Regions from separate parts of the Homo sapiens genome. Here region 1 is linked to region 2. A link is an interaction called in ENCODE POLR2A ChIA-PET data of the cell type or tissue named here. Cell type or tissue: K562. All regions are shown on one strand. Links, peaks and the distances in the headings refer to the core of each region. The heading gives the core; the rest is flanking DNA.

Region 1 (16,493 bases), core at 2,296-10,295, 63 kb before region 2:
CACACAAAACAGATATGACAGCATTTGTTCTCACCATAATTTTTCTGTAGCTTTACAAAAATGATGTTTACCAGGAGGTGGAGGTTGCAGTGAGCTGAGATCATGCCACTGCACTCCAGTCTGGGTGACAGAGTGAGACTCCATCTCAAATAAAAATAAATAAAATTTTAAAAAACCAAAAAAAGGCTGGGCGTGGTGGCTCATGCCTGTCATCTCAGCACTTTGGGAGGCCGAGGAGGGTGGATCATGAGGTCAAGAGATCAAGACCATCCTGGCCAACATGGTGAAACACCATCTCTGCTAAAAATACAAAAATTAGCTGAGCATGGGGGCGCACGCCTGTAATCCCAGCTACTTGGGAGACTGAGGCAGGAGAATCGCTTTGAACCAGGAGGTAGAGGCGGCAGTGAGCCGAGATTGCGCTACTGCACTCCAGCTTGGGTGACAGAGCGAGACTCTGTCTCAAAAACAAAAAAAAAAATTAGAAAAAAAAATGTTTAGTAAACACAGAGGAGAATCAATATATTATTGGAAAGAGAATTTAGTAACAATCAGAGAAAACTGGTTGAACCATAACATAGCAAATGAAAAATGCATTGACGTACTTCCTCATACCTTTCGTTCAACAGGATTTAAAACAAGTGTTCAAATTGTGAGGCTCTTCAAATACATTTTACTATCAAAACAACTTGAAACAGTGAATAGAGAATCATACAAGAAAAAATTTAATATACACACCTGGAAAAAATAAATCTTTTTCTTTTTTTTTTTTTTAAGCCCCTGATTAAAATTTCCTTGGAAAGACATACTAAAGTTTTTAGCAAGCAAGCAACAGATGGTAAAGAGAAGTTAATTGTGCATTAGCCACCATTAGTAATTTTAAGAAGTAGAAAATGTCACTGATATATTATTTATTTAAAATGTTTCCTTTAGGTCTGGCATGGTGGCTCACACTTGTAATTCCAGTACTTTTGGAGTCCTAGGAGGGCAGATCACCTGAGATCAGGAGTTCGAGACCAGCCTGGCTAACATGGTGAAACCCCATCTCTACTAAAAACACAAAAATTAGCCGGCCGTTGTGGCATGTGCCTGTAGTCCCAGCTACTCCAGCTACTCGGGAGGCTGAGGCAGGAGAATCACTTGAACCCGGGAAGTGGAGGTTGCAGTGAGCCGAGATTGAGCCACTGCACTCCAGCCTGGGCAATAGAGCAAGCCTCCAACTCAAAAAAAATAAAAAATAAAAATAAAATGCTTTCTTTAGTGTCTTATTTTAATGACAGTACAAAATATTCCTACAGTTTTATATAGGTTCAAAGTTTACATCCTTCCCCTCCTAATTTTAGCTCTGGATTTCTTTTTTCTTTCTTTTTTTTTTTTTTTTTTTTTGAGACAGTCTCGCTCTGTCACCCAGGCTGGAGTGCAGTGGTGCAATCCCAGCTCACTGCAACCTCCGCCTCTCAGGTTCAAGTGATTCTCCTACTTCACCCTCCCAAGTAGCTAGGATTACAGGCACATGCCACCATGCCAGGCAGCTCTGAATTTCCTTTGTTTGTTTGCTTTCTGAGTTGGGGTCCTCGTTCTGTCACCTAGGCTGGAGCGGACTGGTGCGTTCATAGCTCACTGCAACTTAAAACTCCTGAGCTCAAGCCATCCTCCACCTCAGCCTCCTGATTAGCAGGGACTACAGGTGTGCACCACCATGCTGGGCCAGCTCCAGATTTCTTATGCTCCGCAGGCTGGAGAAGTTATGGAAGGGATATTCTGCAAGATGAGGACAACTGATTATCAGAAGAAGGAATGAGAACATGATCCTGCTTCTCTAGGTAAGAGGAACGTTTCGAGTAGGCAGTGGAAGGATTAAAGTAGTATTTCAGGAAATTTTAATCTGGTCTTGGTCTATAGAATGGACGTAATGGGGAGGAGGAAAGCGGGAGGTGGGCGCGTCAGTCTGGAGGGAGGTGGTTTTTCTACAACTAAGAGACAGTAGGTCATTATGGCGGGGAAGACCGGCTTTGAGACCAAATTGAGTGAGTTCCAGTCCCAGCTGTGCCCCTTGCTAATCACATGACTTTGAATAAATTACTTAACTTTGTGCTTTGGTTTCCTGCTTCATAAAATATAGATATGAAAATCTAAAACCCATCTCATAGGGTTACTACGAGAATAAGAAAATGCGTGTTGAAAGCCTTGGCACAGTACGTGGAATGTGGAATGTGGTAAACTCCCAAAGAAACTGGAGCTTTTTATTCTCGCTATTGTGTCATTTGTGACACTACATAAAACCTAAGAAAAGTCTATTAATGTCATTAACAACAATAACAAAAAGTTCCCAAAAGGCACCCACCTACAATCTATTTTTACCTACAATCTAATTTTTTCCTTAGCAGCTGCTTAAAAGAATCAACTGGGGCCGGGCGCCATGGCTCACGCCTGTAATCCCAGCACTTTGGGAGGCTGAGGCAGGCAGATCACCTGAGGTCAGGAGTTCGAGACCAGCCTGGCCAACATGGTGAGACCCCATCTCTACCTTTTTCCCCCCACCCTGAGACAGAGTCTCGCTCTGTTGCCCAGGCTGGAGTGCAGTGGTGCGATCTCGGCTCACTGCACGCTCTGCCTCCCGGGTTCACGCCATTCTCCTGCCTCAGCCTCCAGAGTAGCTGGGACTACAAGCGCCCGCCACCGCTCCCAGCTAATATTTTTGTATTTTTAGTAGAGACGGGGTTTCCCCGTATCAGCCAGGATGGTCTCGATCTCCCGACCTCATGATCCACCCACCTCGGCCTCCCAAAGTGCTGGGTTTATAGGCATGAGCCACCACGCCAGGCTGAAACCCCGACTCTACTAAAAATACAAAAATTAGCCAGGTGTAGTGGTGGGTACCTGTGAGGCTGAGGCAGGAGAATCACTAGAACCCAGGAGGCAGAGGTTATAATGAGCCGAGATTGCACCACTACACTCCAGCCTGGGTGACAGAGTGAGAATCTGTCTCAAAAACCAACAAACAAAAAACCAAAAAATCGACTGTCTTGGTCTTGAGCTGGCTGTTGCTGACTACAGTGGGTGCAGCTTCTGAAACAGAAAAAGCAGGATCGTGCATTAAGCGCTGACCCTTCTACTGCCCATAGCTCAGTCCTCTTCACCTCTGCAAGTCTGTCCTGGAACACACTGAAACAGGCAGAGCAGCTCCCTGCAGTGGCTGAAGACCAGCGGACCTGAAACAGAGGGTCTCTGAAGCGGAGTCAGGCCTGGAACCCCAGCTGCTGCCTGAGACTCCCAGCAGCTCCCAGGGGAAACCTTGCTCAGCCGTGCCAGCTAGGAAAACTCAGCAGCTCCCAGGGGAAACCTTGCTCAGCCGTGCCAGCTAGGAAAACTCCACAGGAGGGGTGGGTTTTCAAGTCTGGGAAGGAGAAGAATGAAATCACTGGTTTCACAAACATTTGAGTGTTTTATGTCCGTTCTCTTCCTGAATCTTAGTGCCATGGATGGATACATCAGAGTCAGCTACACCAATTAGAGATCAGATACTCTAGAGTCAGCTACACCAATTAGAGATCAGATATTCTAATCAGCAGCTCAATGAATATTCCAAAGCTGAAAAACACAATCATTTCTAATTCCATCCGTAGTACAGTTTATATACTTACTAGGCCAAGCTGTCCAACCCACGGCCCTCAGGCTGCAGACATGCTTTGAATGCGGCCCAACACAAATTCATCAACTTTCTTAAAACACTATGAGTTTTTCTGGGATTTTTTTTCTTTTTTAGCTCATAAGCTATCATTAGTGTTAGTGTATTTTATATGTGGCCCAAGACAGTTTTCTTCTTCCAGTGCGGCCTGGGGAAGCCAAAAGATTGGACACCCCTGTAACTAGGCATTCAGATAAAAACAGAAAAAAAATCAGCAAGAATCCAAATATTAAGTCATTTAAACCTGAATATCAAGACATTTAGGAACCTAAACCCCAGATCACAGTAATCTTTATAGGGCAAATATTCACCCAAAGTGATTAGAATTTGTGTTTGCTTTTTTTTTTCTTTTCTTTTTTTGAGATGGAGTCTCACTCTGTTGCCCAGGCTGGCGTGCAGTGGCGTGATCTTGGCTAACTGCAACCTCTGCCTCCCAGGTTCAAGCAATTCTCCTGTCTCAGCCTCCCGAGTAGCTGGGACTACAGGCGCCCGCCACCACGCCCGGCTAATTTTTTATATTTTTAGCAGAGATGGGGTTTCACCGTGTTAGCCAGGATGGTCTCGATCTCCTGACCTCGTGATCCGCCTGCCTCAGCCTCCAAAAGTGCTGGGATTACAGGCGTGAGCCGCCGCGCCCAGCATGTTTGCTTATTTTTAAAACTTCATTAGAAGCCAGGTGCATTGGCTCACTCCTGTAATCCCAACACTTAGGGAGGCAGAGACGGGAGGATTGCTGGAGCCTAGGAGTTTGAGACCTGTCTGAGCAGCACAGCGAGACCCCGTTCTCTACAAAAAAGAAAAAAAAAAAGAAAACCACCACCATCTTACCAGAAATGCCTGAGAAAAAAACAGAAGAGCTGGCAAACCCATGGTCAAGAGGAAGATGCTCTAGGGAAGAGAAAGAAATACTCCGGCCTGGTAACCTCGGAGTTTGGTTAATGTAGTTCGACTCGTAGCTATCTGTGGGCAGTCACTTGGTGGTGGCTGAAGTCTAAGAGAATCTCAGAGCCCAGATATAAGGATGTGGCATCTTTTGTGGAAGTCACATTCTGGTTTCTCCAGTCATCGTTGGTGGATGCCCAGCACTGACTGATCTAGGACTATAAAAAGAGCTGTGGTAGCCGGGCACGGTGGCTCACACCTGGAGGCGGAGGTTGGAATAAGCCAAGATCGAACCACTGCACTCCAGCCTGGGCGACAGAGCAAGACTCCATCTCAAAAAATAAATTAATTAATTAAAATAAATAAATAATAATTTTTTAAAATAAAATAAATCTTTAAAAATTAAAATACAAATACAAAAATCTGGGCGTGGTGGTACACACCTGTAATCCCAACTACTTGGGAGGTTAAGGCAAGACAATCGCTTGAACCCAGGAGGTGGAAGTTGCTGAGATTGCACCACTGCACTCCAGCCTTGGCAACAGAACAAAATCGTGTCCCAAAAAAAACAAAACAAAACAAAAAAAAGGCCTGTGGGTAAAGTCAAGTATTTATTCATCCAACATCATTCATTTAGTAGCAACCATCTTCTGGAAAGGCACTGGGAGTGCAGAAATGAACACGGCACAATCTTTGCACCTTCCCAGGGCACAGGCTATGAGATCAGTCACTCTAGCAGGACAGGTGACTAGAGGGCGGGGCGCCACGGCCATGAGGGGCACTCTGCAGTCCTTGGGGGCCCCGCCCCTTTTCTTGAGCTCTGGTCCTTAAACTCTGAACCTCAGGTCCTCATCTGTGAAGATGGGGATAAAATGCCTAACAGGCCAAGTTACAGTAAGTTCTGAAATGTGTCTGACAGATGGTGGGCCCTCTGGAAATGGTAACCGTTATCTATAATTTATTATGATTATTATAACAACAAAGGGGTGGATGAGGCCCTACAGGGGAAGGAGTGCTTTCTCCTGCCCAGCAGGGGCCAGAAAAGCTTAATAGAGAGGGTGACATTTGAACTGAATCTCAAGTCAGAGAGCCTCTATAGGTTCAGGTGATGGGCATCAGAGAGCATATGAGGTCTCTTCAGTTGTGCTCCAAACCTTAAGTTGTATGCATACGGACGGCCTGTACTTTCCAACATACTTTTTTTTGTTCGTTTGTTTTTTGAGACAGTGTCTCACTCTGTCACCAGGCTGGAGTACAGTGGTGCGATATTGGCTCTCAACCTCCTGGGCTCAAGCGATCCTCCAACTTCAGCCTCCCAAGTAGCTGGGACTACACGCGGGTGCCACCATGCCCAGCTAATTTTTTTGTGTATTTTTTTGTAGAAACAAGGTTTTGCCCAGGCTGGTCTTGAACTCCTGGGCTCAAGCGATCCAGCTGCCTCAACCGCCCAAAGTGTTGGGACTACACTCATGAGCCACTGCACCCAGCCCCAACATATTCTTAAAGGGTTAGTGACCACCTCAAAAGGTGAAGAGCTACCTACACTGGTCTAGAAGTATAACTAAAAGTTCGCCAGGCAGGCAACATAGGAAAGGTCATCTCCAGCATGGCAAACAGTTTAGAAAGAAGTAAAGTGGCTTCGTGGGCACATGACCTATGCAGTCACAGAGTCTGACACTCGGAGCGCCTGTGCTCCCTTCAAAGTGCTGCTGCTGCTGTCACCCTCAAACTTCTTGATTTTTTTATTTTTTATTTTTTTTTTTGAGACAGAGTCTTGCTCTGTCACCAGGCTGGAGTGCAGTGGCGCAATCTCGGCTCACTGCAACCTCCACCTCATGGGTTCAAGTGATTCTCCTGCCTCAGCCTCCCAAGTAGCTGGGATTACAGGTGCCCACCATCACGCCCGGCTAATTTTTTGTATTTTTAGTAGAGGTAGGGTTTCACCATGTTGGCGAGGATGGTCTTGATCTCCTGACCTTGTGATCCACCCACCTCGGCCTCCCAAAGTGCTGGGATTACAGGCGTGAGCCACCACGCCCGGCCAACGATTTCTTAACAAGAATCAAAGAAGCAAGCCCAGGACCCTGGACACAGCAGCACAGGTGAAAGGGGCAGAGCTTGAGAGTGGCAGCGCAGTTGGCTTCGGGCTCCGGGAAGCCAGAGGTGCATCAAGTCCCGAAAGTGAGCAAAGTACTTCTCACAGAGAACGGGGACTAACTCACCGGGGAGCTGAAACAAGAGCCTTGCAAATTATCTAGCCTGTGCTTCTGAGAAGCATGGCATTTTCAGAAAATTCCCAGCAGGTGGTGGGCACAGGTGCTTGGTGGAAAATGGCAGGAGATGAGGTTAAAAAAGTAAGACAGACCAGATGAAAGATGTAAGATTCTAGCTAAGAAACTTCAGAACCTAGGAAGAGGCAGAGGTTGCAGTGAACCGAGAGCGTGCCATTGCACTCCAGCCTGGGTGACAAGAGTGAAACAAACTCAAAAAAGAAAAACAACTGCTCTAAAGGTGCGGAAGGAGACATTCAAGGATGTTTTTGGTTTCGTGTTGAGACAGGGTCCTGCTCTGTCCCCCAGGCTCTTGTGCAGTGGCACAATCACATCTCACTGCAGCCTCGACCTCCAGGGGTCAAGGGATCCTCCCAGCTCAGTCTCCAGAGTAGCTGGGACCACACGTGTGAGCCACCAAGCCTGGCTAAGTTTTTTTTTGTTTGCTTTTTGTTTTTTGTTAGAGACAGGATCTCACTTTGTTGCCAGGTTGGTCTCAAACTCCTTGGCTCAAGCAATCCTCCTGCCTCAGCCTCCCAGGGTGCTGAGATTACAGGCGTGAGCTACTAAACCCAGTCTGAAGGATATAAAAAGTGAAATGGCATGGCATTTCACTGTTAAAAAGATTACTCTAGTGGCTTCAAGAGGATGAATTGGAAGGATTAACAACTGTAGGCCAGGCGAGGTGGCTCACGCCTGTAATCCCAGCATTTTGGGAGGCCAAGGCGGGTGAATCACCTGAGGTCAGGAGTTCGAGACTAGCCTGGCCAACATGGTGAAACCCTGTCTCTACTAAAAATACAAAAATTAGCTTGGCATGGTGGCGCATGCCTGTAATCCCCTACTGGGGAGGCTGAGACGGGAGAATTGCCTGAACCCGGGAAGCGGAGGTTGCTGTGAGCCGAGTGTGTGCCATTGCACTCCAGCCTGGGCGACAAGAGAGAAACTCTGTCCAAAAAAAAAAAAAAAAAAAAAAAAAAACAGGCACGGTGACTCACACCTGGAATCCCAGCACTTTGGGAGGCCGAGGCGGGCAGATCACAAGGTCAGGAGTTCGAGACCAGCCTGCCCAACATAGTGAAACCCCGTCTCTACTAAAAATACAAAAATTAGCTGGGCGTGGTGGTGCACACCTGTAGTCCCAGCTACTCAGGAGGCTGAGGCAGGAGAATCACTTGAACCCGGGAGGAGGAGGTTGCAGTGAGCCAAGATCGTGCCACTGCACTCCAGCCTGGCGTCAAAATGAGGCTCCATCTCAAAAAAAAAAAAAAATTGTAGACAGTGTGATCAACGTGGTGGCTACCACGGTAGTCCAGGGAAGAAAACAGGAAGGCTTGAATGAAACGGTAGCCATGCAAAAAGGAGGAGACTAGAGGAGAGGAGAGGGAGCCATTTAGGTAGACCTGAGGTGGGGTCTGAGTCATTGGTGACCTGGTAGCTGAAGCCCTGATCCCAGAGAACATTACTCACAAAAACCCCACCAAGTGAGAATATCAAGAAGCCAGCCCAGGATCCTGGGAACAGCGGCGCAGGTGAAGTGGGCAGAGCTTGAGAGTGGCAGCCAGCTGGCTCCAGGCAAGCCAGAGGTGCACAGGGGCCCCAAAGTGAGCGCAGCCCTTCTTTGGGCGAGGGGGCTACCTCGCCGGGGAGCTGAAAGAAGAGGAGAGGAAAAGTCATGTGTGTCCATTTATTAGAAGGTTGCAGCTGAGGATTTAGAGGAATGGCTGCAGCGAGGACCAACCAAGGAGTGAATGAGAGGCAACGGCGTGGAGACAGCTAGGAGGGAACGAAGGGAGGGCAGGACGTGCAGGAAGTGGCAGTTGGTTTTTGGATTTGGGAGAGACTTGGGCAAGTTCCTAAGACGCGGTGAAGGAATCAACAGAGTTCAGGAAGTGGCGCGTGTGGAAGAGAAGGCCTGTTGGAGGAGCAGCGGCTCAGAGGATGTCAGCAGAAGGACCTGGGGTGGGGGTTAGAGAGAAGCCTCCCAGGGACTTCCTCGGAGCCTGAAAACATGGAATCGGGGTTCCCAGACATGTATGCGTGGGGCACGAAGTGGAGCGCGATCCCGCAGGTGGGTGGCATCCTTTTACTCTACAGAAGCTGCAAGCTAACGTCTGGAGGGAAGAGGGAAGAGGCAGGGTAGAAGGCTTTAAGGGAGAATGTGCTGAGAGTGTCCTGAGCAACGACAGGAGAAAACATGCCAGCATTACCGAGAATTTAGTGGAGAATGACAGCAACCCCGTGAGTTTCTGCAGCTGCCCTCAGCAGCCTTTGCATGCTGTGTGTCCCAAATCACTTCTCACCCTCTCCAATGCTAACATTAGCCCAGGCAGCCAAGAACTTTTCTTAAGGTGACTGCATAGTCCCCCTGTTCTCCAGCCCACCCCTCTACACAGCAGACAGAGTGATCTTTCGGAAATATGTCAGCTCACATCAAGTCCCCGCCTTAAGACCATGCAGTGGTACCATTACACTTAGACCAAAGTCCTCAGAATAAAATTCAAAGGCCCGCATGATCAGGGCACTCACCCCTTCTCCCTACACTTTCTCCCTCATGTACTGTGCCCCAGCCACTTTGCAGTCCCCTCCTTCCTCAGAGGTGCCAGGCTGTTTCCTGTCTCGGGACTTGTGTGGTTGCCATTGCTATGCTTAGAAGATTTTTCCTCTGGTTCGTCACCGTGGCTGTTTTCACCATCCACATCTTCCTAGTGTTTACTAATACCTGGAATTATTCTACGTATGTATGTGTTTACACATTTAGTTTGTTTTCCCCCAGTGAAATACAAGTTCCTTGGATGCAGGGTCTGTTTGCTTTCTTTACTGTCCAACATCGATTGGCTCATGTGAGGAACTTGATAAATATTTGTTGGCTGTTTGGTGGCTGTGCAGGAATTGAGAGCACTGGTGGCTGGTTGATGCAGGAATGTGGTTGGAAAAGTAGCAATGCAACTATATACAATTCCTACAAGGGTGAATTCAGGTAACACTCATTTAATTAAAAGTGAGTAAATGAATAGAAATGGCCAGAGGAGACTAGGAAATTATTGCAGCCAAAATATGGCAAATTGTACAACTTTAGGACTAGAAAGAACCTTAAAGATGGAGTCTCAATGGTCTCAATAGATTAGAAAAGGGAGTTCTCTCCCGAAAGGTAGGTGCCATGGCCGTTCACACTGGCAGTCTGTGTCCAAGCCAAGTCACATCTCCTATTTGTCTTGCCCTTGGTTTTGAACTTTTCTGGAAACTCAATTGTTGTGTTAGATATTAGTTGTGGTGTTCAAGACTTCTCCCCACCCTTTCTAAAATATCATGATTTCTCCCTGGGAAATAATGAGTGGAGTTTGCCCTCCCTGCGGCCATATTTCACCCCAACATTAGAAAAAGCTGAGTAACTTCATTTTTTGTGCCTTGCATTGAAACGCGTCTCTGCATCTGGAATAAATGGCATTTAAGAGCATCCTCTAGTTTCTAAGTCACTATGTATTTGCGAAAGCTCAGGCTTGGAGTGTCAGAATTAAACGGGGTCAGGAAATATTGCAACGTAGACTTTTCACTCATTACTGGGGTTTCTCCCACAGGTCGAGAAGTGGGCTTGCACACAGGGGTGGTCTATTTGTTTGCTCAAGAATCTAGACCGGCTCTGGAATAAGTAGAAAAAAGTCCCACGTGGCACTCAGTGAACAGGAAGTGTATGCTCTCCAGACATGTGGCTGTCCCCTCCTGCCCTCTCACTAAGCTGCTATTTGTTCAGAGGGTTCTTGGCCTTAGGCGGAAGGGCAGAGCTGCCAGCAGAGAGGCATTTTTCCCAGAAGCCCTTGGAAGGAGCACAATCCAAACTTGTTTCTAGAAGAGTCTGCAGCACAGCACTCCTGGCTGCCCGTGTCCCCGCTCATGGCTACAGGGACCTCAGTGGACTCACAGAGGTGGCAAATCTCACTCCTCTGTGAAAATGGCAATATTCTGGAAACGCTGCATGCTGATAGCACCGTTCATCGGTCCGTTCATTCCTTCTTTCGGCAAGTGGTTGCAAAGCACTTGGTTTGTGCTAGGCCCTGTGCTAGACACTGAGGAACCAGTTCTACAAAACAAGTGGTTAAGGTCTGGCACCACGGCTCACGCCTGTAATCCAAGCACTTTGGGAGCCCGAGGTGGGCAGATCACTTGAGCTCAGGAGTTCGAGACCAGCCTGGGCAACATGGTGAAACCAAGCCTCTACTAAAAATACAAAGGTCGCCGGGCATGGTGGCACACACCTGTAGTTCTGGTTGCTTGGGAAGTGGAGGTGGGAGGATCGACTTGAGCCCGTGAGGTGGAGGTTGCAGTGAGCCGAGATCGCATCATTGCACTCCAGCCTGGGTAACAGAATGAGGCTCTCAAAAAAACAAAAACAAACAAGCAAAAAACCGAAAAACAAGTGGTTAAAAGCTTTGGCTCTGAGAGAGCTACTTTTGTTCTAAGTCCCTGTTTCCTTCTAGCTACAGATTATAATTTTAAAATGTCAAAACAATTCACAATCCATATTTACTTAGACAAATAACTTTTGCTAATGTCCTTTTTTTTTTTTTTTTTTTTTGACACTGGAGTATTGCTCTGTTGCCCAGGCTGGAGTGCAGTGGCCTGATCTCAGCTCACTGCAACCTCAGCCTCAAGGGTTCAAGCGATTCTCCTGACTCAGCCTCCTGAGTAGCTGGGATTACAGGTGCCCACCACCATCACGCCTGGCTAATTTTTCTATTTTTGTAGAGACGTGATTTCACCATGTTGGCCTGGCTGATCTTGAGCTTCTAACCTCAGGTGATCTACCTGCCTCAGCCTCCCAAAGTGCTGGGATTGCAGGTGTGAGCCACCACACCCGGCCTAATGTCTTTTTTTTTTTTTTTTTGACACAGTCTCACTCTTGTCGCCCAGGCTGGAGTGCAATGGCGCGATCTTGGCTCACTGCAACTTCCGCCTCCCGGGTTCAAGCAATTCTCTTGCCTCAGCCTCCCAAGTAGCTGGGATTACAGGCATGTGCCAACACGCCTAGCTAATTTTTGTATTTTTAGTGGAGACAGGGTTTCACCATGTTGGCCAGGCTGGTCTCGAACTCCTCAGGTGATCTACCCACCTTGGCCTCCCAATGTGTTGGGATTACAGGCGTGAGCCACCATACCTGGCCCTATGCCTTTTTTTTTTTTTTTTTTTCATAGAAATGGCGAGTCTAAGTTGCCCAGGCTGGTCTTGAACTCCTGAGCTCAAACAATCCACCCACCTTGGCCTCCCAAAGTGCCGAGATTACAGGCGTGAGCCACCACACCAAGCCTGCTAATTTCTTTGCACACATTGATTTCTTGCAATCCATTATATCTTCCAAGGTTCATTTCTCTTCTTGGAGAATGTCCTTTATTCATTCCTTCAGAGAGAGTTTGTAGGTCCTAATGTGTCTTACTCTTAGAAGATCCAAAATGTCTTTATTTTACTCTTAATATTGACTGGGAGATTGAGAATAAAATTCTAAGATCAAAGATATTTTTCTCAGCACTTTGATGGCGCCACTAAATTATCTTCTTACAGGCCCCGTGGCTGATGTCAGTCTCACTCTCATGCTTTGGTAGGTAATCTGCCAGATTTTCTCTGACAGCTTTTAGGATTTTCTCTTTATTCTTAACTACCCCCTATTTAGGTGTGGAGTTTTTTTTGCTTATTTTTATTCTTCTCAGGACTCAGTGAGATTCTTAATATGTTCTAGGAAATTCTGTGATCTTTATGTCATTACTTCTCCCTACTCCATCCTCTCTGGTATTCCTTTTAAAGGATTACGTCCATGATGCTTACCTTCCATGTAATAGTGTCCATCTGTTCTTATTTTATGCTATAGCCTGAGAGAATACGTCAATAAAATCTTCTAGGTCATCAATTCACTTTTAACCCTGCTCAACCTTTCATTTAGTCTATCTGCTAGCTTGGTAATTTTAAATGTTTTTTTGTTTTGTTTTGTTTTTTGTTTTCCTTTTTTGAGACAGAGTCTTGCTCTGTCACCCAGGCTGGAGTGCAGTGGCATGACCTTGGCTCACTGCAACCTCTGCCTCACAGATTCAAGTGATTCTCCTGCCTCAGCCTCCCGAGTAGCTGGGATTACAGGTGCCCATGACCACACCCGGCTAATTTTTGTATTTTTAGTAGAGACAGGGTTTCACCATGTTGGCCAGGCTAGTCTCGAACTCCTGACCTCAGGTGATCCACCCGCCTCAGCCTCCAAAAGTGCTGGGATTACAGGCGTGAGCCATCGCACCCAGCCAGCAGTCCCCAAACTTTTTGGCACCAGGGACTGGTTTCATGGAAGACAATTTTTCCATGGGGGGCAACGGGATGATTTCGGCATGATTCAAACACATTACATTTATTATGTACTTTAGTTGTATTATTACATACTCACCATAATCAGTGGGAGTCCTGAGCTTGTTTTCTTCCAACTAGATGGTCCCATCTGGGGGTGATGGGAGACAGGGACAGATCACCAGGCATTAGATTCTCACAAGCAGCACGCAACCTAGCTCCCTCACATATGAAATTCACAATAGGGCCCGAGCTCCTATGAGAATCTAATGCCGCCACTGATTGGACAGAGGTGGAGCTCAGCTTCCCTCACCTGCCACTCACCTCCTGCTGTGCAGCCTGGTTCCTAACAGGCCACAGACCAGTGCTGGCATGTGGCCCTGGGGTTGGGGGCCCCCATTTTAAAGTACACATAAAAATTTGCCACAACTCCACTTAAACTATTCAAATGGTTTCCAGCCTCACTTGGGATAATATCTAAACTTGATCCCCTGAATTGAAAAGCTCAACATGACCTGCCACCTGTCTACTTTTCCGTACATAATTGTTGCTACTTTTTCACTTGCGCCACTGCCCAGGATAGTCTTCTGAACTTTGAAAAGCTGAACTTTTTGTTCCTCCAGAACTCAGATTAGACATCTCCCCTCCTAGAAACCTTTAAGGATCACTTAATGTAAAATAGTCACTGTATCACATCACTCTTTTTTTTTTTTTTTTTTTTTTTTAAAGACAGGTAGGCTGGGCCTGGTGGCTCACACCTGTAATCCCAGCACTTTGACAGGCCAAGGCGGGCAGATCACCTGAGGTCAGGAGTTCGAGACCAGCCTGGCCAACATTGTGAAACCTCATCTCTACTAAAAATACAAAAATTAGCCGGGCACGCCTGTAATCCCAGCTACTCGGGAGGCAGAGTTTGCAGTGAACCAAGATCATGCCATTGCACTCAGCTTGGGTGACAGAGCAAGACTCCATCTAAAAAAAAAAAAAAAAAAAGACAGGGTCTTGCTCTGTCACTTAGGCTGGAGTGCAGTGGTGCAATCATAGCTCACTGCAGCCGCGACCTCTGGGCTTCAGCAGTCCTCCTGCCTCAGTCTCCCAAGTAACTGGGACTACAGGCATACCCCACCATGCCTGGATAATTGTGTGTGTATGTGTGTGTGTAGAGTTGTAGAGATGGGGATTTCACCATGTTGCCCAGGCTGGTCTTGAACTCCTGGCCTCCAGTGATCCTACCACCTGGGCCTCCCAAAGCGCTGGCATTATAGTCATGTGCCATTGCACCAGTCTATTTTTAATTACCTTTCACCATCACTTTTAAAAATGTGTTTGAAAAAAAATGTGTGAGTTTGCCTGTTTATGTGTTGCCTGGCTTCCCCGGGCCCCGACAAGACTAGAAGCTTCTGGCAGGTCATGGTGGCTCACGCCTGTAATCCCAGCACTTTGGGAGGCTGAGGCAAGAGGATCACTTGAGGCCAGTAGTTTGAGATCAGCCTGGGCAACAAAGTGAGACCCCCCTCTACAAAAAATCAAAAACTCAGCCAGGCATGATGGCGTGGGCCTGTGGTCCCACATGGAAGGCTGCAACAGAAGGATCACTTGAGTCCAGGAGGTCGAAGCTGCAGTGAGCCATGTTCCTACCACTGCAATCCAGCTTGGGTGACAAAGTAAGACCCTGTCTCAAAAAAAAAAAAAAAAAGAAGCTTCTTGAGATCAGGAACCTTGGCCTAAGGTGCTGCTCTCCCCACGGCATCTGGAGCTATATCTGGGACACAGAAGGCACTTAATAAATATTTGTTGAATGAGGACAAGTTTGGCTGTGAAGAATGAGTTTGGGAAAGGGAATAAAAAAGGAAGAGGGAGTGAGACAGGTCGGGATAGCATTTGAAGGTAGGGGTGGTGACCAGAGGGTAATTAAAAGGTTGCTCAATCACTCTGTAATGCTGAGGCCCCCAAATGAAGCCGGCCTTCAACTTAGCAATGACATCCATTGCTTGGCAATGACATTCATCTGCTTTGCTCTGTGATTTTCTACCCACAGGGTTGAAGAGTCCCGGAATAAACTGAACAAACAGATGGCCTATTTCTTCACTTGTAAAACATTAAGTGTTAAAGTATTATAGATAATGTTTAAGGACTATCCAGCCTTAAAATCAATGAGGATTCAAATAACTTGGGAAACCAGGTATTTTTAAAAATCTGCTATAAAATAAATAATCAGTGACTCCCTATCTATTCTTTTAAAGTTCCGAGTTTTGGGCAGGGTGTGGTGGCTTATGCCTGTAATCCCAGCACTTTGGGAGGCTGAGACAGGTGGATCACTTGAGGTCAGGAGTTTGAGACCAGCCTGGCCAATATGGTGAAACCTCCATCTCTACTAAAAAAAAAAAAATACAGAAATTAGCCGGGTGTGGTGGCGGGCACCTGTAGTCCCAGCTACTCGGGAGGCTGAGGCAGGAGAATTGTTTGAACTCAGCTAGACGCAGTGATTCATGCCTGTAATCCCAACACCTTGGGAGTCCGAGGCAGGCAGATCACAAGGTCAGGAGTTCGAGACCATCCTGGTCAACATGGTGAAACCCCATCTCTACTAAAAATACAAAAACTAGCCGGGCGTGGTGGCGCACGCCTGTAGTCTCAGCTACTCGGGAGGCTGAGGCAGAAGAATCACTTGAACCAGGGAGGCAGAGGTTGCAGAGAGCCGAGATTGCGCCATTGCACTCCAGCCTGGGCAACAAGAGCGAAACTCTGTCTTGCAAAAAAAAAAAAAAAAAAAGAGGCTGATGTTAGACTCCATTTAGAGAAGTGGTGTGAGGGACAAGGAAATTCTGGCGCTTTACAAACAGAAGGTGGCCTCTAGCACAGAGAAGTTGAAGTCTGCAGGTTAACACACAGCATTCAGTGGTGCTGCTAGACGGCAGCCTGAAGCGGGCTCCTGGTTCAGAGAGAACGAATACTAAAAATACCAGGCAGGCCGGGTGCGGGGGCTCACGCCTGTCATCCCAGCACTTTGGGAGGCCAAGGCAGATCACTGGAGGTCAGGAGTTCAAGATCAGTCTGGCCAATATGGCGAAACCCCATCTCTACTAAAAATACAGAAATTAGCCGGGCATGGTGGCAGGCACCTATAGTCCCAGCTACTCAGGAGGCTGAGGCAGGAGAATCACTTGAACCTGGGAGGCAGAGGTTGCAGTGAGCCAAGATCACACCACTGCACTCCAGCCTGGGCGACAGAACAAGACTCCATCTCAAAAAAAAAAAAAAAGAGGCAAATGTGTATTATACATTTATGCAGAACTTTTCTATTTTTCATTTGTGTGTGTGTGTAATATATTCTTACA
Region 2 (16,493 bases), core at 3,787-11,786:
ATACGAGAAAGCCTAAGGGTTGTTCCTGCACCTGCTGCTGCTGCTGATTAATTACTAAGTCATAGCTTTCCTGTCTAGTTTCCCCTCCACTTTTTTTTTTTTTGACACAGAGTTTTGCTCTCGTTGCCCAGGCTGGAGTGCAATGGCACAATCTCAGCTCACTGCAACCTCCACTTCCTGGGTTTAAGCGATTCTCCCTCCTCAGCTTCCTGAGTAGCTGAAATTACAGGCATGTGCCACCACGTCTGGCTAAATTTTTGTATTTAGTAGAGATGGGGTTTCACCATGTTGGCCAGGCTGGTCTCAAACTCCTGACCTCAGATGATCCACCTGCCTTAGCCTCCCAAAGTGCTGGGATTACGGGTGTGAGCCACCACGCCCGGGCTAGTTTCCCCTCCACTTCTTTTTTTTTTTTTCTTTTTCTTTTTTTTTTTGAGACAGAGTCTCACTCTGTCGCCCAGGCTGGAGTGCAGTGGCGCGATGTCAGCTCACTGCAAGCTCCGCCTCCCGGGTTTCACGCCATTCTCCTGCCTCAGCCTCCTGAGTAGCTGGGGCTACAGGCGCCCGCCACCACGCCCAGCTAATTTTTTGTATTTTTAGTAGAGCCAGGCTTTGACCATGTTAGCCAGGATGGTCTCGATCTCCTGACGTCGTGATCCACCTGCCTCGGCCTCCCAAAGTGCTGGGATTACAGGCGTGAGCCACTGCGCCCAGCCTTTCCCCTCTGCTTCTATCACCAGTGTCCCATGGTGACCTCCTTACTTCCTATTCCTTGCCCCAAACCACCATCACAACTCTGAGACCCCCATTTCTCTGGTGTTCCTCTCTTTTTTATAATTGCTTCTCAAGGCAAGCTTATCTCCTCAACCAAGTGCAGGACCAAAATAAAAATAAAACAAAAACAAAAAACAAGGAACAGGGGCCGGTTGCAGTGACTCACGCCTATAATCCCAACACTTCGGAAGGCTGAGGTGGGAGGATACCAAGGAAAAGTGGATTGTGTAAAAGGGAGAAGTAGGCTGAGTGCAGTGGCTCACGCCTATAATTCCAGCACTTTGGGAGGGTGAGTCAGGAGGGTCACTTGAGGTCAGGAGTTCAGGACCAGACTAGGCAACATAGCAAGACCCTGTGCCTACAAAAAGTTAAAAAAAAAAAAAAAAAAAGCCAGGCGTGCTGGCTCATGCCTGTAATCCCAGCACTTGGGGAGGCTGAGGCAGATGGATCACGAGGTCAGGAGTTCGAGACCAGCCTGGCCAATAAGGTGAAATCCCATCTCTACTAAAAATACAAAAATTAGCTGGGCGTGGTGGCACACACCTGTAGTCTCAGCTACTCGGGAGGCTGAGGCAGAAGAATTGCTTGAACCCAGGAGGTGGAGGTTGCAGTGAGATCGTGCCATTGCACTCCAGCCTGGGCAACAGAGCAAGACTCTGTCTCAAAAAAATAAAAAATTAGCCAGGCGTGGTGGCACGTGCCTGTAATGCCAGGCTGAGGCAGGGGGATTGCTTGAACCTAGGAGTTCAAGGCTGCAGTAAGCTATGATGGTGCCGCTGCACTCCAGCCTCGGCAAGAGAGTGAGACTCTGTCTCTAAAAAAGGTGAGGGTGTGTTGAGAAATTGCTGAGGGAAGACTTGGCATGCAGAGGAGATGGTGCTGGACGAGCCTCTGCAGGAACACAGGACTCTCCACCCCAGAGAGATACCTGCATACGAATGAATGTGTTCATTTGGCTTCTCGCGTGTAGAGTTGAGGTTAGGAGCATGGACTCTGGATTCATCCTGCCTGGATTTGAATCCCAGCTCCCCCACTTACAAGCTGTGTAACCCTGGCCGAGTTCCTTAACCTCTCTCTGCTTCAGTTTCTCACCTGTAAAATGGGAATAACCATAGAACCTTCCTAATTGGGCTGTAGTTAAGATTAGGTGAGTTAATAAAAGTAAACTTAAGGCATTGCCTGCCATACAGTAATGGCAGTTGACATGACATCAATGACTATGATGATGATGATGATGGTGAAGAAAATGTCCTCCCCATAAACAAAACAAAATTGTACACACACAAATATATATTACCTCTATCTTGTATTCTACTGAAAATTAACATCTCTTTATGCTTACTAGATAGATAGTTATACACTCGTTATCTTCAATACTAATAAAGTTCCTCTCTTGTATGTGTTTTAAGTTTTTTCTTTTTGGTTGGGTTCGGTGGCTCACACCTGTAATCCCAGCACTTTCGGAGGCCAAGGTGGGCAGATCACTTGAGCCCAGGAGTTCAAGACCAGCCTGGGCAACATGACGAAACCCCATCTCTATTTCTGTTTATTTATTTTATTATGATTTTTGTGTGTGTGCTGTTGCCTAGGCTGGAGTGCAGTGGCACGATCTCGGCTCACTGCAACCTCCACCTCCCAGGCTCAAGCAATTCTCCTGCTTCATCCTCCCAAGTATCTGGGATTACAGGTGCACGCCAGAATGCCCAGCTATTTTTTTTGTATTTTTAGTAGAGATGGGGTTTTGCCATGTTGCCCAGGCTGATCTCAAACTCCTGAGTTCAGGCAATCCATCCACCTCGGCCTCCCAAAATGCTAGGATTACTGGTGTGAGCCACCCCGCCCAGCCCCATCTCTATTTTTAAAATTTTTTTTAAAAATTCTTTTTATTTTGCCTTGAGTAGGAAATGATTCAAAATAGGAGTAGAAAGGAAACCTTCAGAAATTTGTGATGGCCCTTGTGACATGTGTTATTTTATTATATATGCTTGGTCATTTAATAGTTTTTGCTTTGGATTTTTTTTTTCTTTTTTTGAGACAGGGTCTCCCTCTGGCACCCAGGCTGGAGTGCAATGGTGTGAACACAGTTCCCTGGAGCCCCTACCTGCTGGGCTCAAGTAATCCTCCCATCTCAGCCTCCCGCATAGCTGGGACTACAGGCATGAGCCACCAAACTCTGCTAATTTTTTTTTTTTTTTGTAGAGATGGGGTTTTGCCATGTTGCCCAGTCTGGTCTTGAACTCCTGGGCTCAAGTGATCCTCTTGCCTCTGCCTCCCAAAATGCTGGGATTACAGGCATGAGCCACCATGCCTGGCCTTGGTTTGGACTTTCTAATTGCAAAATAACACATACATGCACACTTTTTTTTTTAAACGGAGTCTCACTCTGTCGCCTAGGCTGGAGTGCAGTGGCACGATCTCAGCTCACTACAACCGCTCTCCCAGGTTCAAGCGATCCTTCTGCCTCAGCCTCCCGAGTCGCTGGGACTGCAAGCACACGCCACCATGTCTGGATAATTTTTGTATTTTTAGTAGAGACAGGGTTTCACCATGTTGGTCAGTCTGATCTAAAACTCTTGACCTTGTGATCAGCCACCACGCCGGCCCACACATTCATATTGTAGAAAATTCAAGCATACCAGAAGCCGACGGGAAAAATGGGACTGTCCCCTTGCCACCTTTGCCTTTACCCTGTTCCCCTCCAGAGCAAATCACATTCCTCACTTAGTGTGTGCCTTGCAAGCTACTTTCTATGCCCTTACACAAAGATACCTTTTTTGAACAGCCTTGATTTTTTTCAACATATAAAACTATCTGTTTGCTGTTTTTTCAACTTGCTTTTTTCCACTTACATAGATCATATACAGCCTTGCATACATATCAGGATATAGATATATACACACACATATATATTTCACTCCTTTTAAGAATTATTAATGATTTAGCAATTATTGTTTTAACCACCTCTCAATCCATAGACATTTGTTTCCAGTTTTTGCTATTGTAAACAATCCTGCAAGAAACATTAGCTGTATATATGTTTGCATCATTATGCTTTAAATTTTATTTACACTCTGCTTACTACTAAAAAGGACTTAAAATAGCTAAAAATTATTTTTTCAGTTGAATCCAAATCTAAAAGATGCCAGGTGTGATTTAAGATGACAAAAAGGAAGAAGAGAAGAATCAAGCTAATGTCAGAAAATGTATAAGTGAATTAAGCTAAAATGCTAATTTTGAGAGGGTAAAACAGATGGGGCTTTGTAATATGTGATCCAAAGGTTTCTGGAGACACTTATGTTTGAATTAGAAGATACTGCCTGAGATTTCTTGGCAGCAGAAGTGGAAAGCAAAGTGATGTTAAATTGATTTTTTTTTCAAACAATTACTCCCACCAAATCATCCTCCATCATTCTATTTTTAAATACCAACAAGCATGTTGTATACATTTAAAATCAATGAATACTATTTAATAAAATTTTGTATTTATGTACATTTTCCATTTTTGCATTTTCATACTTTTTCTGTCTTCTCATTTCTAATGCCAACACTCTCGTCGATGTTAGAAATTTTATGAGAACTTTGCCCTGTCTTCTACACTAGCTAATTTAGAAAGAGGAATGGCCTCCACCCTGAGGTTCTTCCCAACAGATACATGCCCATGAAAAATCTCTCCAGAGGCCTCGGATCGCATTCCATCAAATGTGTCCCTCGTAGCCACCCATAGCTATATAAAGAGATATTTGGGGCTGGGCGTGGTGGCTCACAACCGTAATCCTGGCACTTTGGGAAGACGAGGTGGGCGGATCACTTGAGGTCAGGAGTTCAAGACCAGCCTGGCCAACATGGTGAAACCGCCTGGCCAACATGGTGAAACCTTGTCTCTACCAAAAAATACAAAAATTAGCTGAATCTGGTGGCGCATGCCTGTAGTCCCGGCTACTCGGGAGGCTGAGGCACGAGAAGCGCTTGAACCCAGGAGGCCAAGGTTGCAGTGAGCTGAGATAGCACCACTGCACTCCAGCCTGGGTGACAGAGTGAGACCGTCTCAAAAAAAAAAAAAAAAAAAAAAAAAAGATATTTGATAGTAATGTTGCCCTAATGGAAACTCTTTCTAAGAGCTAGCAAGGCCAAGTTTGATTAAAGAAAACTCTGAGAATATATACGATGAATACTGGTAACGATGGTGATACTAGTAAGAATATTGGAGGAGGGGTGATAGGAGAAAAACTCAAGAGAAATCCAGCTGGCAGTCAAATGTGAGTTATTTATTTATTTGTTTTTATTTTTTATTTTTTTGAGACAGAGTCCCACTCTGTTGCCCAGGCTGGAGTGCAATGGCATGATCTTGCAACCTCCGCCTCCCAAGTTCAAGCAACTCTCATGCCTCAACCTCCCAAGCAGCTGGGATAACAGGCACGCACCACCACACCCGGCTAACTTTTGTATTTTTATTAAAGATGGGGTTTCACCATGTTGGCCAGGCTGGTCTTGAACTCCTGGACTCAAGTGATCTGCCCACCTCAGCCTCCCAAAGTGCTGGGATTACAGGTGTGAGCCACCGCACCCGGCCAAATGTGATTTAAATATATAGGAGCAAACAGGCTCTTTCTTTATGGGTCATTGCTTTTTTTTTTTCTTTTTTTTCTTTTTTTTTTTTTTTTTTGAGACGAAGTCTTGATCGGTCACCCAGGCTGGACTGCAGTGGTGCAATCTTGGCTCACTGCAAGCTCTGCCTCCCGGGTTCAAGCAATTCTCCTGCCCCAGCCTCCCGAGTAGCTGGAACTACAGGCACATGCCACCACGCTCAGCTAATTTTTTGTATTTTTAGTAGAGAGGGGTTTCACTGTGTTAGCCAGGATGGTCTCGATCTCCTGACCTCATGATCCGCCTGCCTCGGCCTCCCAAAGTGCTGGGATTACAGGCGTGAGCCACCACACCCAGCCAGGGTCAATGCTTTTTCTACAACTAAATGAAATTGTTGAAGTCACTTGATTCTTTTTGCCACCATCCCCATGTTATCTCTCCTGAGTATGGAGGAGAGGCCTAGAGCATCTATCCCTCCTCTGAGAATTTCGCAGCATCTTTCAAATCACACCGGGTAGGCCAGGTACGGTGGCTGATGCCTGTAATTCCAGCACTTTGGGAGGCCAAGGCAGGAGCATACTTGAGCTCAGGAGTTTGAGACCAGCCTGCACAACATAGACAGACCTCATATCTACTAAAAAATAAAAAAACAAAAAAATTAGCCGGTCGTGGTGGTACACACTTGTGGTCCCAGCTACTCAGGAGGCTGAGACGGGAGGATTGCTTGAGCCCAGGAGATTGAGGCTACAGTGAGCCATGATCATGCGACTGCACTCCAGTCTGGATGACAGAGATCTTGTCTCAAAAACAATGGCCGGGAGCAGTGGCTCGCGCCTGTAATCCCAGAAGTTTGGGAGGCCGAGGGGGGCAGATCACTTGAGGTCAGGAGTTCAAGACCGGCCTGGCCAACATGGTGAAAGCCCATCTCTACTAAAAAGACAAAAATTAGCCAAACGTGATGGCGTATGCCTCTAATCCCAGCTACTCGGGAGGCTGAGACAGGAGAATCGCTTGAACCTGGGAGGTGGAGGTTGCAGTGAGCTGAGATCGTGCCACTGCACTCTAGCCTGGGCAACAGAGCGAGACTCCGTCTCAGTAATAATAATAATAATCCCCACACTTTGGGAGGCCGAGGCGGGTGGATCACCTGAGCTCAGGAGTTCGAGACCAGCCAGGCCAACATGATGAAACTCCGTCTCTACAAAAAATACAAAAAAATTAGCTGGACGCGGTAGCGGGAGCCTGTAATCCCAACTACTAGGGAGGCTGATGCAGGAGAATCGCTTGAGCCTGGTAGGCCAAAGTTAAAGCGAGCAACATCATGCCACTGCACTCCAGCCTGGGCGACAAGAGTGAATGAAACTCCATCTCAAAATCAATCAATCAATCAATCACGCCACTTAGGCATCTGGTCACTACTTCCTCTTGTTCTCAAGGTCTTTCCTTCCTAAAGACTATAGCCTCTAGGGTGGCACACCTTAGCCATCTCCATACCTCAGCCATGTGACATGGTCTCAGCTGGAAGCTGTTCAACAGCCTCCTTATCTAAGGCTTGGGCCTTTGCTGGGGCACCCGCGGCAAAATATTATGTGTTGGAACCTCAGTATGCTCAGCTGTAAAATTGATATGACTGTATTATAGCTCTTTTTCCTTGTTCCAGCTTGCCCCCAAATCACTGGAACAATTAGGACACTCACCTAAAGCACTTTGGTGTCCTTGATGGAAGGTCCATGTCAAGAGGTGTGCTGGACGGAAACACATTGGGTCTTACCAGCCTGCAGGAGCAGACTGGCAAAATTTCAGGGATTTTGCAACCAGGGAGATATCACCCTGGTAGCCTGAAATTTGTTTTAGTGGAATATCAGCACCATAGAAATCATTAAAAGCTACAAACAGCACCTTTGAAAAAAATGTATTCCAGGCCAGGCACGGTGGCACCTGTAATTCCAGTACTTTGGGGGGCCAAGCAGGACAGCTCACCTGAGGTCAGGAGTTCGAGACCAGCCTGGCTAACATGGTGAAACCCCATCTCTACTAAAAATACAAAAACTAGCCAGGTGTGGTGGCAGGCACCTGTAATCCCAGCTATTCAGGAGGCTGAGACAGGAAAATCACTTGAACCCAGGAGGCAGAGGTTGCAGTGAGCCAAGATCAGGCCACTGGACTCAGGTCTGGGCAACAATGAGACTCCGCTTCAAAAAAAAAAAAGAAAAAAAAAATGTATTCCAGAGAGCTGTTTACAAAACAATTACCAGCACACCACTAGTTTGTCTAAATTTTTGAGGCTACTTTTTTTTTTTTTTTTTTTTTGAGACAGAATCTCATTCTGTCGCCCAGGCTGGAGTGCAGTGGTGCAATCTCAGCTCACTGCAATCTCCACCTCCCGGGTTCAAGCGATCCTCCTGCCTCAGCCTCCTGAGTATGTGGGATTACAGGCGCCTGCCATCACACTCAGCTAATTTTTGTATTGTCAGGAGAGACAGAGTTTCATCATGTTGGCCAGGCTGGTCTAAGAACTCCAGACCTCGTGCTCCACCCGCCTCGGCCCCCCAAAGTCCTGGGATTACAGGCGTGAGCCACTGTGCCCGGCCGTGTTGGGGCTACTTTCTAACTACTTCTGACTGATCACTTTGGTGACAAAGGAAATGCTGAATAGATAAGGGGAATCCAATTCTTTTGAGAGTGTCTTTTCAAAGATCCTGCCCACTTTCAGTGAAATAAACTAGACGAATTCCAGGAAGTGTGGACACTGAAAAAACTACAGTAAAGTTCTAGAAGATTACCCCAAGTCCTGGCTGACACCAGCACCTGCTCACAGAGTCCTTCCTTAACAGAGCTGACCAGGGTCTGCATCTGGTGCCAGGTCGTGAAACCTCCAGGAGGGACTAAGTGTGCCCCCTGAGCTAATTGTGGAAGGCAGCTGGGGAGAGGGCCAGCTCCAACCAGCTCTACCAGTTTTCCCCAAGGCCATAGGCAGATCTCCTGGGAACGTCTCCTGAGCTCATACCTATCATGGTTTCAGTGTTCCTGCTTCTGCTATGGGAGAGGATCAACAAACCATTGGTGGGGGGTGGGGACTGCAGTGAGGACAGAGCTTTAATGCCAACTGGACGAGCATGAGCTGTAACTATTTGGCTGTCCTTCTGAATTTCTATTGCTCTGCAAATATTCTCTGAAGAGCAGCAATGAGCAAGGTGAAGCAGGCAGATGTGGGTGAGACTGGGCTGGTATCACCCCACCCATCCGCCCAGCTAAGCAATCTTGGGCAGGCCACTTGTCTATGCCTCAACTTCCTTGTCTGCTAATTGGGGACAATACCCTTATAGGCTTGCGTGGAGATTTAATAAGTCTCACAAAAGTCTCAGAACGAGGCTGGCTTCAGGGGTATGCTGTTAGTGCCGTGACACAGCGTCCCCATGCTCAAAAGGGTCCCACACTTGGGACTGAATGTTCTGCAGTCATCATCTTGAAATTCTTTATTTTTTATTTTTTTGATATGGAGTTTTGTTCTTGTCACCCAGACTGGAGTGCAATGGCACGATCTCGGCTCACTGTAACCTCCGCCTCCCAGGTTCAAGTGATTCTCCTGCCTCAGCCTCCTGAGTAGCTGGGATTACAGGTGCGTGCCACCACACCCAGCTAAGTTTTGTATTTTTAGTAGAGATGTGGTTTCACCATGTTGGCCAGGCTGGTCTCGAACTCTTGACCTCATGAGATCTGCCTCAGCCTCCCGAAGTGCTGGGATTACAAGCATGAGCCACTGCACCCAGCCTGAAATTCTTAATGATTTTGTCTTTGAATTTCTGTTCCCACAGGGCAATGGAGTGCGCATGCATCATGGACTTGTAGTGCAGTGTGTGGTCCCACCTCCCTGCCTCCCCCTGGCAGGTTCCTGACTGCCCATTCCCCTGTCCCCTGCACCCTGGGTTCCATGGCCCCCTCCCCACTCCCACCTGGCCACCTGGCCACCCTTCACTCTGGGCAGGGCCTGAGTGTGGGTGCAGGAGGATCAGGGTAAGGCACGTGTTCCCTGGTGTCTTGAGCACACAGCATGCTCCCGAGCACCCCCGGTGGGGGCAAGCCTCTTGCCTGCTGCCTACCCAGGTACCTAGTGTGTGCTGGTGCAAACTTTGCAATGCCTTGGAGGGTGACCTCTCTGCCACAGATTGGGTGGTAGGCTCCTGGCCCCTAGCCAGGGCATGGTGCATTGGTCTAGTGGCTAGTCAGAGTGGGGCTCAGTGGCAGATGGATGCGCCTGTGAACACAGAATGGTAGGGCAGGGACCCCAGCCCTTGGGAGCGTCCCCACTCCTCCAGGAGCATCCTTGATGCTGCAGGGAGTATAATATTCAACAGAAGATTTACAAACAGGACAGTTACACAGATAGATCATGAAAAAAAGAATACTTTGTATTTGGTACCCTTTTTTTTTTTTAAGACAGGGTCTTGCTCAGTTGCCCAGGCTGGCATGCTGTGGTGCAGTAATAGCTCACTGCAGCCTTGAACTCCCGGGCTCAGGCCTCCCACCTTGGCCTCCTGAGTAGCTGGGACTAGGTGCACAACACCACGCCTAGCTGATTTTTTTTTTTTCTGAAGTAGAGATGAGGTCTCACTACGTTGCCCAGGCTGGTCTCAAATTCCTGAGCTCACACGATCCTCCCAGCTCAGCCTCCCAGAGTGCTGAGATTATGGGCGCAAGCCACTGTGCCCGGCCTGTACTTGGTACCTTTAACAGCACTTTTCTCTGCTGTTCGAACAAGGAGCCCTGTGTTTTCATTTTGCCCTGAGCCCTGCAAATTATGCAGCTAGTCCTGCTGAGAACATTACCTGGCACACAATAGGTGCTCAATCAAAGTTAGTAAGTAGAATTATTATGACAATATATACATTCCCTGTGGAGTCATGTACCTGAGAGGACCATTCCACATCTTCACATGTAAGGATAAGGGTCATGTCTGTTCAGTATCGCGTGGGTCTTGATACAGCATCTTGTGTTAATATGAACATCCAGCCGAGCGTGGTGGCTCATGCCTGTAATGCCAGCACTTTGGGAGGCCGAGGTGGGCAGATCCCTTGAGGCCAGGAGTTACAGACCAGCCTGGGCAGCATAGTGAAACCCCGTCTCTACTAAAATACAAAAATCAGTCGGGCCTGTAGTCCCAGCTATTTGCGAGGCTGAGGCTCGAGAATTGCTTGAACCCGGGAGGTGGAGGTTGCAGGGAGCCAAGATCACACCACTGCACTCCAACCTGGGCCACAGAGCGAGACTTTGTCTCAATAATAATAATAATAATAACATAAACATCCACAGCAACAGAAGATGACATTGATTGCTGCGGTGACCTTTAGCATTCAATTTTTTTTTTTTTTTTTTGAGACAAAGTTTCACTCTTGTTGCCCAGCCTGGAGTGCTATGGCACAATCTGAGCTCATTGCAACCTCCGCCTCCCAGGTTCAAGCGATTCTCCTGCCTCAGCCTCCCAAGTAGCTGGGATTACAGTTATGCGCTGCCACACCCAGCTAATTTTTGTATTTTTTTTAGAGATGGGGTTTCACCAGATTGGGCAGGCGGGTTTGAACTCCTGACCTTGTGATCCGCCCACCTTGGCCTCCCAAAGTGCTGGGATTACAGGCATGAGCCACCACCTTCTTTCAAAGAGCCAAGCACTAAATCTTTATTGAATATCTACCTGGGGAGTAGACAATCTACCTGAATCTAGGGAAGCCTACTATAACAATTCTTTAAAAGGGGATTCAGCTCCAAGTGATGTACTGTGAACTGTACGTGGCATGGGGACCCAGAGAAGGGAGGGATCAATATGGCCTTAGAGCAGTGACAAGCTAATCTGAGTCACATCAAAAGCATCTTAGACTCAATGACACAGAGTGCTGGGCCCCCCAGGGTTGCCAGCTCAGTAGGTCTGGGGTTGCAGGAGTGAATTTCCAGTCCCAGGTGACACTGCTGCTGCCGTACTGTGCTTTGAGAACTACTGTTGTAGACTAGACCAATCCAGGAAGCCTTCATGGAGGAGAAGATCAAGACTTAGTAATTAGCGCAGTTAGTTGATTGGTGGGAAAGAAAGCAATTGCAAACAGAGGGAATGACATGAACATAGGCACAAAATCCAAAATGAGAGTGTTTTGTGTGTGTGCGGGGAAAGGTTTTAAGGAGACAAGGGTGACATGCCTCCTGGTAAGATATTCTGTTCTGATGAGCTATGACTGTGCACTTCTCTCCAAAAAATAAAATAAAATAAAATAAAAATTTTCAAAAATTGGCAAAGATAAATCATGCTATTAGAATAAAATTTTTTTTACTTCTGTTGTAAAACCAGAGTTGTAAGCCATGAAAGTAGATATTATTTTTCTCTAACCCTGTCACCAAAACTCTGTGTGTGTGTGTGTGTGTGTGTGTGTGTGTGTGTGTGTATTGTCAACCCAAAATATCTGAGACAGGTCTCAGTCATTTCAGAAAGTTGATTTTGCCAAGGCTAATGACCACTCGTGAGACAGCCTCAGGAGGTCCTGCGGACATATGCCAGAATGGTCAGGATACAGCTTGCTTTTATACATTTTAGAGTGACATGAGACATCAATCAATATGTGTAAGATGTATATTGGTTTGGCCGGGCCCGGTGGCTCATGCCTGTAATCTCAGCACTTTGGGAGGCCGAGGTGGGTGGATCACCTGAGGTCGGGAGGCCGAGGCAGGTGGATCACCTGAGGTCGGGAGTTTGAGCCTGACCAACGTGGAGAAACCCCGTGTATACTAAAAATACAAAATTAAACAGGCATGGTGGCGGGCGCCTGTAGTCCCAGCTACTCAGGAGGCTGAGGCAGGAGAATCGCTTGAACCCGGGAGGCGGAGGTTGCAGTTGGCTGAGATCGTGCCATTGCAATCCAGCGTGGGCAACAAGAGCGAAACTCCATCTCAAAAAAATAAAAAATGAAAAAAAGATGTACATTGGTTTGGTCCCAAAAGGCAGGACAACTCAAAATTGGGGCTTCCAGGTCCAGGTAGATAAGAGACAAAAGACTGCATTCTAGTCCGGGCACATTGGCTCACACCTGTAATCCCAGCACTTTGGGAGGCCAAGGCAGGGGGAATCACTTGAGACCAGGAGATCAAGACTAACCTGGCTAACACAGGGAAACCCCTTCTCTACCAAAAAAATACAAAAATTAGCTGGATATGGTGGTGCACCTTTAGTCCCAGCTTCTCAGGAGGCTGAGGCAGGAGAATTACTTGAACCTGGGAGGCAGAGGCTGCAGTGAGCCGAGATCTCCTCACTGCACTCCAGCCTGGGCAACTGAGCCAGACTCTGTCTCAAAAAAAAAAAAAAAAAAAGGTTGCATTCTTTGGAGTCCTTGATCAGCCTTTCACTGAATACATAACTGAGCATGACTCAGTGAATCTGCATTTTTACATAACCAGTAGAGGAAGCAATCAGATATGCCTTTGTCTCAGGTGAGCAGAGGGACGGTCCCTCATCTGTAAAGATAAGCTATCAATTTACATTGCCAGGGTGAAATTCAACAGAACTGTTTTAGGGTAAAGATCTTGAGGCCCACAAGGAATTTCTCTGGGGGCAAATTGTGAGGAAGGTATGTAGCTTTTATTTATTTATTTTTATTTATTTATTTTTAAGACAGAGTCTGCTCTGTTGCCCAGGCTGGAGTGCCGTGGTGCAATCTTGGCTCACTGCAATCTCCGCCTCCCGAGTTCAAGCCTCCTAAGTAGCTGGGATTACAGGTGTGCGCCACCACGCTTAGCTAATTTTTGTATTTTTTTAGTAGAGACAGGGTTCCACCATGTTGGTCAGGCTGGTCTCAAATTCCTGACCTTGTGATCTGCCTGCCTCGGCCTCCCAAAGTGCTGGGATTACAGGCGTGAGCCACCACACCCAGCCATGTAGCTTTTTTCTAATTTACTTTTTTTCTTTTTTCTTTTTTTTTTAAAATACCACAATCAGGCCAGGTGTGGTGGCTCATGCCTGTAATCCCAGCACTTTGGGAGGCCAAGGCAGGTGAATCACGAGGTCAGGAGATCGAGACCATCCTGGCTAACACGGTGAAACCCCGTCTCTACTAAAAATACAAAAAAAAGAGCCAGGCGTGGTGGCGGGCGCCTATAGTCCCAGCTACTCGGGAGGCTGAGGCAGGAGAATGGCGTGAACCCGGGAGGCGGAACTTGCAGTGAGCCGAGATTGCGCCGCTGCACTCCAGCCTGGGCGACACAGCAAGACTCCATCTCAAAAAGATAAATAAATAAATAAGAAATAAAAATACCACAATCATGATTACATGAGGTATATAGCTTTTTTATCTTTGTAACTATCTTATTTAGGAATAAAATGGGAAGCAGGTTTGCCTGACACTTCCCAGCCTGACTTTTTCCTTGGCTTAGTAATTTTGGGGTCCCAAGATTTATTTTCCTTTCACACTATATAGAAAATACCATGTTACAAAGGATGAGAACACTCCTGAAATTAAAGTATTGGTCCCTTGGAGAGCTTTCTTTTACACTTTCTGTTTGTTTTTTCAAAATTCAGTTTATGACACTATTCCACTGTAAATAGTCCCTTTAAAAGTCCTAGGTCTTTAAATATTTATCTGAGAGCTTCAGTTAAAGCTCTCAGTGGCTACTGATATTTTGACTTTGTATTCTCTGCAAATCTTTAATAGTATACAGCTGCCATTTTTGTAAACATTAGTGGTAAGAAGAATAATTTACTGAAAATAACAAAGTTTTACAGAAAACAGACCTGGTTCATATTCAAATTTTGCCATGTCTTAGGAACTTGTCTAATGCCTTTAGGAAATAAATAATGACAGCCTGGCACAGTGGCTCACACCTGTAATCCCAGCACTTCGGGAGGCCGAGGTGGGCAGATCACAAGGTCAGGAGTTCGAGACCAGCCTGGCCAACATGGTGAAACCCTATCTCTACTACAAAAAGATACAAAAGTTAGCCGGGCGTAGTGGTGGGTGCCTGTAATCCAAGCTACTTGGGAGGCTGAGGTAGGAGAATTGCTTGAACCCGGGAGGCAGAGGTTGCAGTGAGGCGAGATTGCGCCACCGCACTCCAGCCTGGCAACAGAACGAGACTCTGAAACAAAAAAAAAAAAAAAAGAAAAAAAGAAAAAAGAAAATATATAATGACAACCTATTTGTATTAATGAAGATAAGGTTCAGCAGCAAGTAATGAAAATGCCAACAATCAGTGGCTTGAGCAGATAGAAGTCCATCTCTCCCTTAGATAAAATCAAGGCTGGTTCTGCCATCCCTGGGTGAGGGACCCTGACTCCTCTGTCAGGCTCTTGGCTGCACGTCACTCCATGGCCTCAGGTGGTCCATGCCAGCTGTCTCAGCCCTGGCCTGCTCCTCTGCGTGCTGGCCAGGAGAAAGAGGAGAAAGGGAAGGATGATTTCCAGAAGGTGCCCACTCCAGCTGTAAGAGGGGCTGAGCATTGTAGTGTTCACAGCCAGGTGCCCAGCAAAAAAATCAGGATTCTTGTTACTAGAAAAGGAAAAATGCCTGGGCACAGTGGTTGACACCTATAATCCTGACATTTTGGGAGGCCAAGGCAAGAGGATTGCTTGAGCCCAGGAGTTCAAGACCAACCTGGGCAACATAACAAGACTTCATCTCTACTAAAAATAAAATAAAATAAAAAAGCCGGGCACGATGGCTCACAACTGTAATCCCAGCAGTTTGGGAGGCTGAGGCAGGTGGATCACCTGAGGTCAGGAGCTCAAGACCAGCCTGGCCAACATGGTGAAAACCCATCTCTAACAAAAATACAAAAATTAGCCGGGTGTGGTGGGGGGCGCCAGTAACCCGAGTTACTCAGGAGGCTGAGGCAGGAGAATCACTTGAGCCCGGGAGGCAGAGGTTGCAGTGAGCCAAGATCATGCCATTGCACTCCAGCCTGGGCAACAAGAGTGAAACTCCTTCTTAAAAACAAAACAAAACAAAACAAAACATATATATATAAAATCAGGGTGCAGTGGCATGTGCGCACAGTCCCAACTATACAGGAGGACTGCTTGAGCTATGATTGAGCCACTGCACTCCAGCCTGGGTAACGGGGTGAAACTTTATCTCAAAAAAGAAAAGGAGCACAGATATTGAGGATATGTCATTTAGATTATATCTATGAAATCCCTACTAAAGTTCTATACAAAGGCAGTCACAAAACACTAATTATGACTGTCACCACTATCATATATTTGTGTTGCCCGTAAATGGATCATTGTCTACAATAAGCCAGGCGTGGTGGTGGGTGCCTGTAATCCCAGTTACTTAGAAGGCTGAGGTAGGAGAATCGCTTGAACCTGGGAGGTGGAGGTTGCAGTGAGCCAAGATAGGCCCACTGCACTCCAGCCTGGGTGACAAAGTGAGACTCCATCTCAAGAAATAATTTTTAAAAAGGATCATGTTCTTAATTTATTATTTCTTTTTTTTTTTTTTTTTTTGAGACGGAGTCTTGCCTTATCACCCAGGCTGGAGTGCAGTGGCGCCATCTCAGCTCTCTGCAAGCTCCGCCTCCCGGGTTCACACCATTCTCCTGCCTCAGTCTCCCGAGTAGCTGGGACTACAGGCGCCCGCCACCACGCCTGGCTAATTTTTTGTATTTTTAGTAGAGACGGGGTTTCACCGTGTTAGCCAGTATGGTCTCGATCTCCTGACCTCATGATCTGCCTGCCTTGGCCTCCCAAAGTGCTGGGATTACAGGCGTGAGCCACCGCGTCTGGCGTATTATTTCTTTAAGTAGGAAATTTCTACTAAATGAGTAACAGAAAATGTATCATTATTTTCCTCCTCTGCAGTAAAAACTAAGACGGTAAAATAAATGTGTATTCTGCATAATTTACCAGATATATACAAAGCACTATTCCATCAGGAAGGATGTCTTCTGCTCTTAGGAATGGAAAACTCAGTTAAACACAAAACACAGTAGGCCAGGCGCAGTGGCTCATGCCTGTAATCCCAGCACTTTGGGAGGCCGAGGTGGGCGGATCACCTGAGGTCGGGACTTCAAGACCAGCCTGACCAACATGGTGAAACCTCGTCTCTACTAAAAATACAAAAATTAGATGGGCATGGTGGCACGTGCCTGTAATTCCAGCTTCT

The links. Peaks named below come from ENCODE experiments on the same cell type or tissue, not always from the same donor. Only the 100,000 strongest peaks of a DNase experiment are listed, where the experiment ranks them.
Region 1: POLR2A ChIA-PET joins it to region 2 with 5 read pairs; 9 of 35 experiments call an interaction of 5 or more read pairs at or near these places.

Annotation. Positions count from the first base shown.
Region 1 is chr7:152,558,007-152,574,499 of GRCh38, reverse strand. No RefSeq gene overlaps it. Among named protein-coding and RNA genes, the nearest start is that of LINC01003, 100 kb to the right of the region's middle. In K562, for the core only: no CTCF peak of the experiment used is centred there; DNase peaks (open chromatin) are centred at 5,346 and 8,829; H3K27me3 peaks cover 4,627 bases.
Region 2 is chr7:152,496,457-152,512,949 of GRCh38, reverse strand. No RefSeq gene overlaps it. Among named protein-coding and RNA genes, the nearest start is that of LINC01003, 41 kb to the right of the region's middle. RefSeq lists an enhancer at 12,541-13,041. In K562, for the core only: no CTCF peak of the experiment used is centred there; no DNase peak of the experiment used is centred there; H3K27me3 peaks cover 1,522 bases.